Regions from separate parts of the Homo sapiens genome. Here region 1 is linked to region 2. The links are chromatin contacts, found by Hi-C or POLR2A ChIA-PET in ENCODE. All regions are on one chromosome and are shown on one strand. Each heading gives the region's core, a stretch centred on a gene start or an enhancer-like site at or near the end of the contact. The rest is flanking DNA. Distances are from core to core; before and after follow the strand shown. Region 1 overlaps KLHL29 (kelch like family member 29). Region 2 overlaps KLHL29 (kelch like family member 29).

Region 1 (4,750 bases), core at 1,360-3,859, 45 kb before region 2:
AAAGGCGGGGCTGATGGCATGAGTGAACCTGGCAGTCACCCTCCAGTGACGTTCCCAGAACTATTTCAGAGGCAGATGTCACTTTTCTCAGCTTCCCATCTGACACGGTTTGGATGTGTGACCCCTCCAAATCTCATGTTGAAATGAGATCCCCAATGTTGGAGGTGGGGCTTGGTGGGAGGCATTGGACCCTGGAGGATCCCTTGTGAATGGCTCGGCACCATCCCCTTGGTGATGAGTGAGTTCTTACTCAGTTCATGAGACTGCTGGCTGTGACAGTAAGGCATGATGGCTCACACCTGTAATCCTAGCACTTTGGGAGACTGCGGTTGGAGGATGACTTGGGCTCAGGAACTGGAGACCAGCCTGGACAACACAGTGAGACCCCATCTCTAAAAAAAAAAAAAGAAAAAAATTTTTTTTTCTGGGCACGGTGGGACATGCTTGTGGTCCCAGCTATTCAAGAGGCTGAGGTGGGAGGATCAACTGAGGGCAGGAGATTGGGGCTTGAATGAGATGTGATCGCACCACTGCACTCTAGACTGGGTGAAAATGCAAGACCTATTTCAAGAAAAAATAAAAATAAGAGTGGCACCTCCCCCTTCTCTTGCTCCCCCTCTCGTCATGTGACAGCCTGCTCCCTCTTCGCCTTCTGCCCTGATTAGAAGCATCCTGAGGCCTCTCCAGGAGAGGATGCCAGTGCCATGCTTCCTAGACACCCTACAGAACCATGAGCCAAATGAACTCCTTTCTTTATAAACTACCCAGCTTCAGGTACTTCTTTATAGCAACTAAAGAATGGACTAGTACATTACCCAATAGCAGGCCTGTGGGCCAGTTTTCTGGGTCAACGTTGATCCCTTCTACTATTCCTGTTAACTTAAACCCTGAGGAGTAAAATGGACTAATGTGCCCGTCCAAAATCCCTCCGTCTCCCACCTGGAGGACACTCACAAGGAAACAGCTGCTTTCACTGGGAGCTGGGGAGAAAAACTTTCTATTCCCTTAAAGGCAGAACCTCAGAGCCTCAAGTGGGGCCATGAGGCTGCCTTGGGAAGAGGGAGATGCAGGAGGCTCTAGACTTGGGTGAGAGCTTGCAAGGCGCATGCACAGCTTCCCAGTCCCCATGACCCAGGTGCAATTCATATGGGAAGAGCTGTCCACACTGCCACTGATGTTTGCTGTGGGAATGAAAACAAACAAGCAAGGCTCCCCAAACAGAGCTAGAAAGGCCTTCAGGGAACACAGGACAAGAAAGATGATGAGAACTCACATTCCCTGGGTCCCTACTGTGTTCCAGGCACAGCTCAAATACAGCCTTTACATGGATTTACCCAGGGAGTTCTATGGGAGTGATCACTGGAATTCTCTCTGTATTAAGATGAGGAGACAGACACAGAGAGGTTAAGTCACTTACCTAAAAACAAACCAGTTTTTAGGTAAGTGGAGTAGGATGTGGAGCCAGGATTCAAACTCAGCCATCTGGCTTCAAAGACAAACTTAAAAAAATTTCCTTAGTTTATGCTAAGTGAAAGAATTAAGTCACAAAAGACCGCATTATTGTATAATTCCATTGATATCCACTGTCCAGAACAGGGAAAGCTATAGACATAGAAAGTGGATCTGTCAGAAATCTGTTTGAGTGAAAAAGAAAAAAACAATAGATTAGTGGTTGCCAGTGATTGGGGGAAGGAAAAATGGGGATTGACTGCTAATGTGTATGGGGTTTCTTTTTGAGATGATGAAAATGCTCTAATATAAGCCATAGGGATGGTTGCACATATCTGTGACTATATTAAAAACCACTGAATTGTATACCTTAAATGGGTAAATTATAGGGTATGTGAACTATTTATCAATAAAGCTGTTGTTATTATTATTATTAACTTAGTTAAAACACATCTCCTGAGAAACAAACCAGAGGATACACAACTCTGCTTTCACTGGGGACCTGGGGAGACAGTGCAACTTCACTTCAAAGGGAAACGGATCCAAAAGAAAAACGGGAGGAATGTCCATTTTTTTTTAGTCTTTCAATATCGAAGCTGCCAATTGAATCTCTAGGGCTGAAGTCTTGGGGGCAGCCCCTAATGTTCTGCAGAGAAGGGATCAGGGCCCTAAGGAACCCCAGGATCCTGGCTGCATGGACGACCTTGGCTTCCTGATCTGTCTCACAGCACAGCCACCGGAGAGCCCTATAAGGTTATTAAATATGAATTAAGAAAATGTAAGATGTGCAGGCCGCAATCTAAGCTATAGAAAAACAACCCTGACCCTTCACATGATCCCATGAAGCAGGGTGAACCATCTCGGCCTGGCGGCACGTCTTGCCCAGCTAAGCGGCATGACCTGGGAAATCTTGGGAGAGTCGTGCTCTGTCTCACCGAGAGGCGAGATGAAAGCTCCAACAAGGCCGGTGCTGCCGTCATGATGAACTTGCTTCATGTTCCTCCACTTGTGTTCTGAATTGCAGACTTGTTTTCCCCGGTATTTGTCACATTGAGGACATGAGCTTTTTAATTGGCGATCGAGCTTGCCGCTTGAGATGTCAAAAGACTGTCTTTGTTGAGAAGCAGCTCTGTTAAGCACAGGCCCCACAAGTTAATGGCTGTGTCCCTGAGTCAGCTGGGGAGCCCTGGCTTGAGCACAGAATAAAGCCAGCCAAAAGAACAGATGATTTCATTTAGGCAGAGCCTCGCTAGATAGCCCCTGGGTGCTGAATTCCATATTAGATTTAACATGCAGGGTTCCAGAGGGCTTGGTTCTCCACGCCTCTCATCCAAGCTATGCTTTCCAAGGAGTTCAGTTGTATGGGCCATTGGAGAGGTTAAACATTGTGCCTAAGGTTCTCTAATTAGTTGATGACCCCAACTAATGGCCTCTCTGTATCCAGAGAGGGCAACTTTGAGGTACCCTTTCCACCATGACCTTGAGCATGACTGTGTGACTGGCTTTAGGAAAATGCATGCACATTTCAACTTCCTCTTTCATTTCTCAGAAATTGCTATAAGAACACACTGGCTGGACTATTGGAGGATGAGAAACCAGCCTACTTAGTGAGAGATCAGCCAGCTAACCCCAAGCATGTGACAGGTCCCAGCCAAGATAAGCAGAGCCACCTAAGTGACCTGCAGCTGACCACTGATGCATGAGTGAACCCAGCTGAGAAGAACCAGCCAACCTATAGACTAGGCGAACAATATTACATGTCTACTGTTTTAAGTCAGTGAATTTTAGGGTGACTTGTTAGGCAGCATTGTTAGATCAAAGGGTAATGGATACAACCAGTCAATAGCCATTAGATAGACACCATCAAAATCAGTCCTCAAAGGATTCAGAGCCAGCTCAAGAGTCCTCCTTGTACCATACAGACACATGGACTAGAGCTGTGAACCTGCTGAAGAAACAGAATATGGAGAAGACATGTTTGTCATGGAGTCCAGCCAGCCCCAAGCATGAGCTCACGGGATTCCTGTGAGGCAGTACACTTCACAGAGCTTAGATGCTGGGAACACACAGCCTGGCTTCAAATCCTGGATCCACCACTTCCTGTGTAAGCTCTGGGAAGTTATTTAATGTGTGGGTCTGCAGACTGGCTCAATCAACATCCATTGGACCTTCCTCCCCATGTGCCTTGCTGTATGCCAAAGTTGGCAAAATGACAACGACCTATTCCTTTGCACCTCCAGGTTCTAGATGTGTTTAAGATTCTACCAAGCAGACGTGTTTGCATATGCTTTGAGAAGCTAAGGAAATGAGGTGGAGGCCATACGGTGGTAGATTCTGCCGTTCTCTGGCAAGCACAGGCAAGGAGACCAGTCACCAGTTTTGCAGGTGTGCTGAAAAGCAGATTGCAGGTGCAGCAAAAGGCATGCCAACTCTGAAGCAAACAGTCATGGTCACCTCTCCTGGTCCCCAGAAGGTGGTTGAGTGGGTGTTCCTGGGGTTGACAGTTCCTGCAATAGAGTCCTGATTCTCAACTTTCCTGACTGTGGAAGCAGCAATCTTGAGGGTCCAGCCATGCAGTGTCCTGTTGAGAATCACTCCTGGAAGCTGAGCCTCCATCCTGCTCCTCTAGGCCCTTCTAATTCTGGAAACTCCCAATCCCCTCTATTAATCTTTTCTTAAATAGCTGGTGAGGTTTGTGTTTTCGGGCATCTGAACTGATATGGATTCACTTAACCTGCATGGACCTCAGTTTCCTCATGGTTTAAGGGATGGTGATATCAACTGCCTCAAAGGGTTGTCACAAGGATCTGATTAGATTACCCATACTGAGCACTTAGAACAGTGCCTGGAATAAGGAAAGTGTTTCAAATCTTATTATTCTTAGATTTGTAAATCCAGAAACCTGCTGGTGTCAGAGCACCTGCAATTGACAAACTCTGGGGACTGGGGACATCTAGTATATTCTGATTTGGGAACCTCTTTCCTAGTCTTCTCACACGTCCTGTGGATCTTCCAGGAATGGGGAAGTCCTTAGTATACAAAGTATTAGTATACTAATACTTTGAGTATTTTCAAAGTCTTGGGCCTCATATACTTTTACTTACCTAGGCATGGGTCATTTCTATGCACGAGCTATCCTGACAGTCATATGACATGAAATTACAGGCATCTCCAGCCTCTGATTTCCTCCAGGCTCATAATCCCTTATCACAAGTCCTTGGGACCAGATATGTTTTGAAATTCAGATGACAAACGTCATATATCATGATACTCCCAGCAGGTTCTGGGACAGTACTCCAGA
Region 2 (4,506 bases), core at 1,199-3,698:
AAAAAAGCAGGAAAGAAAATGATATATATAGTACGATCCCAATTCTGCTACAAAGTGACAAATAATAGATTCTAAAATGTTAATTGTTTTTTTATCTCTGGGTGATGAAATTTGCATGGTTTTTCTTTTGTTAAAATTTTCCATAAAGAACATTACTTTTATAATTGAAAAGTTACATAATTTTAAAGAGATCAAACCTTGGTAATTCTATTTCTAGAACTCTATGCAAACATGATCTCACATAAGTCTCATATCTACCCCATGAGGTTGGTATATTATCTTCACTTGACATGCACAGATAGAGACCAGGGTGGATATTGTGACAGGCTCAATATTACCCTCAGAGCTGGACCTTGGCAGATGTGTGTGATACCGAAATTGTGAACCAAAATGATATAAAAAGAACTATCCACCAGAGAGTTACAGTAGGAAAAAAAATACATCTGATGGGAATGGCATGCAGGCAGGATGGGATAAATGAAGCCATCCGGAAGTGATGTTTAAGAGTAATTTTCAATTACATGAGGCAATGTGTGTTGTATACTAAAGTAAAAAAGCAAGATGCAAAATTTCATGTGCAACATGGTCCCAACTAATGTGAAAATGCAAAGCAAAAGACTGGAGGACAATATGATAAAATATTAACAATCATCTCTAGATAATATGTGTGTTTTCTTTTCTTTTTTTTTTTTTTTTGAGATGGAGTCTTGCTTTGTCGCCCAGGCTGGAGTGCAGTGGTGTGATCTTGGCTCACTGCAACCTCTGCCTCCTGGGTTCAAGTGATTCTCCTGCCTCAGCCTCCCGAGTAGCTGAGATCACAGGTGCCCGCCACCATGCCCGATTAATTTTTGTATTTTAGTAGAGACGGGGTTTCATCATGTTGGTCAGGCTGGTATCGAACTTCTGACCTCAAATGATCCGCCTGCCTTGGCCTCCCAAAGTGGTAGGAGTACAGGCGTGAGCCACCACGCTCAGCCTAGACAATATATTTATTAGAGATTATTACTTTGTTGTTATACCTGAACATTTTACACAATGGATGTTGCCTTTTACTACCAAAACCTGTTCCACATTAACTTTCAAAAATGTGTATATCACCCACTATAATCCTACAACCCTCTTCCTTACACCTACCCATCCTTTAAGGCCAAGTTCAAAATTCATTTCCCCCATGAAGCCTTCCTGGATTTGCCCAGCCCATTCTGCTTGACCTCCAAAACCATGTGCTCAAAGTAAAGCCTTGACTCCTGGCTTCAGAAACTCTCACAACGGCATTGTAGCTCTTGGGCTGAGCTCCTTACCAAGTATCCTAGAACCCCTAGGATGGGGAGCAAACCATCTCCTGCTCGAGTCTTGTGTGTTGTGGTTGGGAGCTGAGCTTGCAGAACTGGTGCCAACATTGTTGGTCCTCATGGTTGGGGAAGGCATGGACAATGTCATCAGCAGGATCTGTGGAACTGGATGCCAGCCCCTGACCAGAACCAGTCCCTGATGAAGTTCTCATAGGCCATGGAAAAGGAGAAAACCTCAGATAATGCAGCAAATTTTCCAAAACACTAAACGTATTCAACTGCCCTCTATTCAGGGATTACATCTTTCCTACTTTTTGGTGTTAAAACATGCATTGTTTTGTCAAATGATGAGGTGATGAGTAGATGGTAATTTTTAAATGTCATTTTACAAACTAACAACTGGCCACATCTCAATTCCCCGGTTTCCATCATGTTTCATGGTCCGTAAAATAATAAACAATATAACTAACTTTTTTAGAAAAAATGGAGTTGAAAAAAAGGTATTACCTTTATAATCCAAACAATATTGGTATGGATTGAACAAAATTAGAATATTTGTTATGCATGAGAGAAGTATGCCTAATTATCCAATTAAAATAGCTACCTTTCCTTATCCCAGTTATTTTTCCTTATAACATTTATAATTATCTAAATCATACTCCAGTATTTGTTCTCCTTTTTTATGCCAAGTCTTCCTGTGGAGGATGTGTGTTCCACGAGGACAGGATCTGAGTCTGGCTCAAGCTGACACACAGTAGGTACTCAACAAATATGTGTAACATACATAAAGGAAAGAACTTGGACCTAGAGAAGGTGTCTTAAAATATGAGATTCAAGTTTCATGGAAGTTATGGATGGGGTCGACAATATACTAGCATGTGGAACTGTCTGTCTGGAGAAAACTCCTGCAAAGGATTCCTTTGGTCCCCAGTCATTCTGGGAATAAGACATAAAAAGAGAGTAGGTAAACACAGAGGGCAGATTCCTGGCCGGAAGTGTTGGCTTACAGGCTCGGCAGGACGTATTAAGTGGAAGCATACATACAACTCAATTGCAAGCAGCTCTCCACTTCCTGCTCTGCAGAACACTCTCCTTCCCCCAGGCCTCTCAGCTTCCCTTTAGAAAACAAATCGTTTTTACAGTAGTTGATGAGAAAATGCCCTCTTGTGGGCGTGACAGTGGACCACCTCGATCATGTCACGGATTTCTGAAAATGTGGTTATTCCAGAGAATTCCTTCACGAGATTTAAAGGATTTCTTTTTTTTAAATCTCAAACATCAATGCTTTGTTAAAGCAAAAATACATTTTCTAAGAGGCCATTAAACAGTCCTCAATTCACTTCGGCGTGTCTAACTTAGCAATGCAAGTTCTGATTATCTTAAACAGCATCATCACAAAGATAATTATTCTCCTTTCTAAATTTTTGTACGATTTGCTAATGACTGAGTGATTTTTTTTTTAATAGTCATCGCCCAGAATCTGCCTCTTTTTCTGCTCCCAGGGAACCATCACCTGAGATTGACGGGCAGCAATTGAAAATAATAAAATTATGTAAGATGAGCTTGTAATCACCAGCATTTCACAGGAAGCAAAACGCATTTCGTTCTGGCTGAGGAACAGAAAGTTTCTTCCTCATTTTAAATCTGTATCAGAGGTAAAGCCTTCTATTAAAACACAATTCTCTGTACACTTACAGCCTCTGGCAGGCTGCCAAGGAGACTATCATGGAACCACCGCTGCAGAGAAGTAGGCAGTCAAAGGCATCGAGGATTGCTCCTGAGAAAGGATGCAAAGTCTCCAGAATTCTTGGGAGGGCTCTGCCCACAGCTACCCCCCACCTCTTCTGGCCAGGCCTCCCTCCTCAAATGCAAACACATATGCACACACACGCACACACGCTCTTTTTCTGGGAGAGGCATGGCAAAAATAAACACTGAGAAAATTCTTCCCTGTCTTTTGCGCCTGCACACACACACACACACACACACACACACACACACACACTCTCTCTCTCTCTCTTTGGGTTTCATCTTCCCCTTTCTTTTCTCTTTTGGATGTATTATTGTTTTCATCATCATTATTATTAATAAATTGCAAACTCTGCAGTCCAGGACCTGGTTAATTGCACCTTTTTGCTGCATGTAATTTACAGGTACATGTGACCACTTGGGGGCACAGTTATTTGAGAATGCTGGCACTGGCATTCAATAAGGTATGCTTTTAAGGTTTGAAGCCTGCTTTAAGAAAGCCCCAAATCTTGACTCTTACTGGAGCCCCAGCATGGAAGAGAATCCTGAGAATTATTCCTTTAAGGTGAGTCTGAGATTCATTATGAGGGACATTTTTATATGGGATTATACAAAACCATTTGGTTCCTTTCCCATTTTAAAAACTGGTAGTTTAAAAATTTCTTCTACATGGCGGCCTGTCCTTTTTCTGTTTTCATCAGTCTTAATGTCAGCATGGACGTAAACACATACTGCTCACTATGGGATGGGGACGGGCATGGCAAAATTAACTTTCCTATGATAGTTAATTCTTTTGCCTTGTTAGGTAAATTTTTATCTTTCCCAATATGAAAAATACGCTTATTATTTTAAAAACCAGAAAATGTTATGGTAGAAAGATGACCACTGTTAATATTATGGCACATTTTCAGCCTTTTTATCTATGTTCTTTGTTTTCATATACTTGACATTATAGTGTACACTATATATATAGTATAGTACGTCTACAGTGAAAACTATATGTATATATACATATAAGATATATATACATACACATATAAGATTATATATGATATATAAGATATATACACATACATAGATTTAAAGAAATCAGGGATACATATGTATATGTACATATATATACACACACATATATAAGAAATCAGGGACACACATGTATTAATTAAGTTTCCTTATTAATTAAAAACTATTCTCTCAAATAACCAAACTTACAGTGAAATCACTGAAGAAACTTTGTTCTCAATATCCATAGAAATGTTTTATATTTTTCCCATGGTTTTCTCATCAGCAGAAAGGCAAGGAGGGTTATTTACACCACTTTTCCCCAACCCTCCTGCAGTGCCCAAACACACCTGTGAGGACAGGTTCTGCCCCAAGACAAGCCAGGCTGTTCAGTTCACAGCTGGGCAGAGCAGTCTGCTGGGGGATGCCAGGGAGATACAAACCCACGGGAGAGAGGGGGAAG

What was found. Hi-C counts contacts between places; a loop is a spot of excess contacts on that map. ChIA-PET counts read pairs that join two places held with the same protein, here RNA polymerase II (POLR2A). Pooled maps may share reads with other maps.
Region 1: a loop to region 2 is called in a map of GM12878, with 2.6 times the contacts of the local background. The contact joins two enhancer-like sites. A Hi-C loop is called at or near these places in 5 of 168 maps with a recorded cell type or tissue (GM12878, MCF 10A, PC-3 and 1 more), 18 of 37 single-sample maps with no recorded cell type and 7 of 50 pooled maps. POLR2A ChIA-PET finds 5 or more read pairs at or near these places in 2 of 52 experiments (GM12878 and PC-3).

The regions. Positions count from the first base shown.
Region 1 is chr2:23,447,849-23,452,598 of GRCh38, reverse strand. The region is part of intron 1 of KLHL29 (kelch like family member 29); the gene reads right to left. All of the region lies in intron 1 of LOC124907741 (a long non-coding RNA gene), which reads left to right. Among named protein-coding and RNA genes, the nearest start is that of LINC02923, 63 kb to the right of the region's middle. RefSeq lists an enhancer at 110-209. Within about 2 kb of position 2,609, at least 2 of the 41 ENCODE cell types and tissues checked have a DNase peak (open chromatin) inside an H3K27ac peak, as active enhancers do; they include GM12878, where a contact is called at or near this core.
Region 2 is chr2:23,402,518-23,407,023 of GRCh38, reverse strand. All of the region lies in intron 1 of KLHL29 (kelch like family member 29), which reads right to left. Among named protein-coding and RNA genes, the nearest start is that of LINC02923, 17 kb to the right of the region's middle. RefSeq lists an enhancer at 2,090-2,671. Within about 2 kb of position 2,448, at least 16 of the 41 ENCODE cell types and tissues checked have a DNase peak (open chromatin) inside an H3K27ac peak, as active enhancers do; they include GM12878, where a contact is called at or near this core.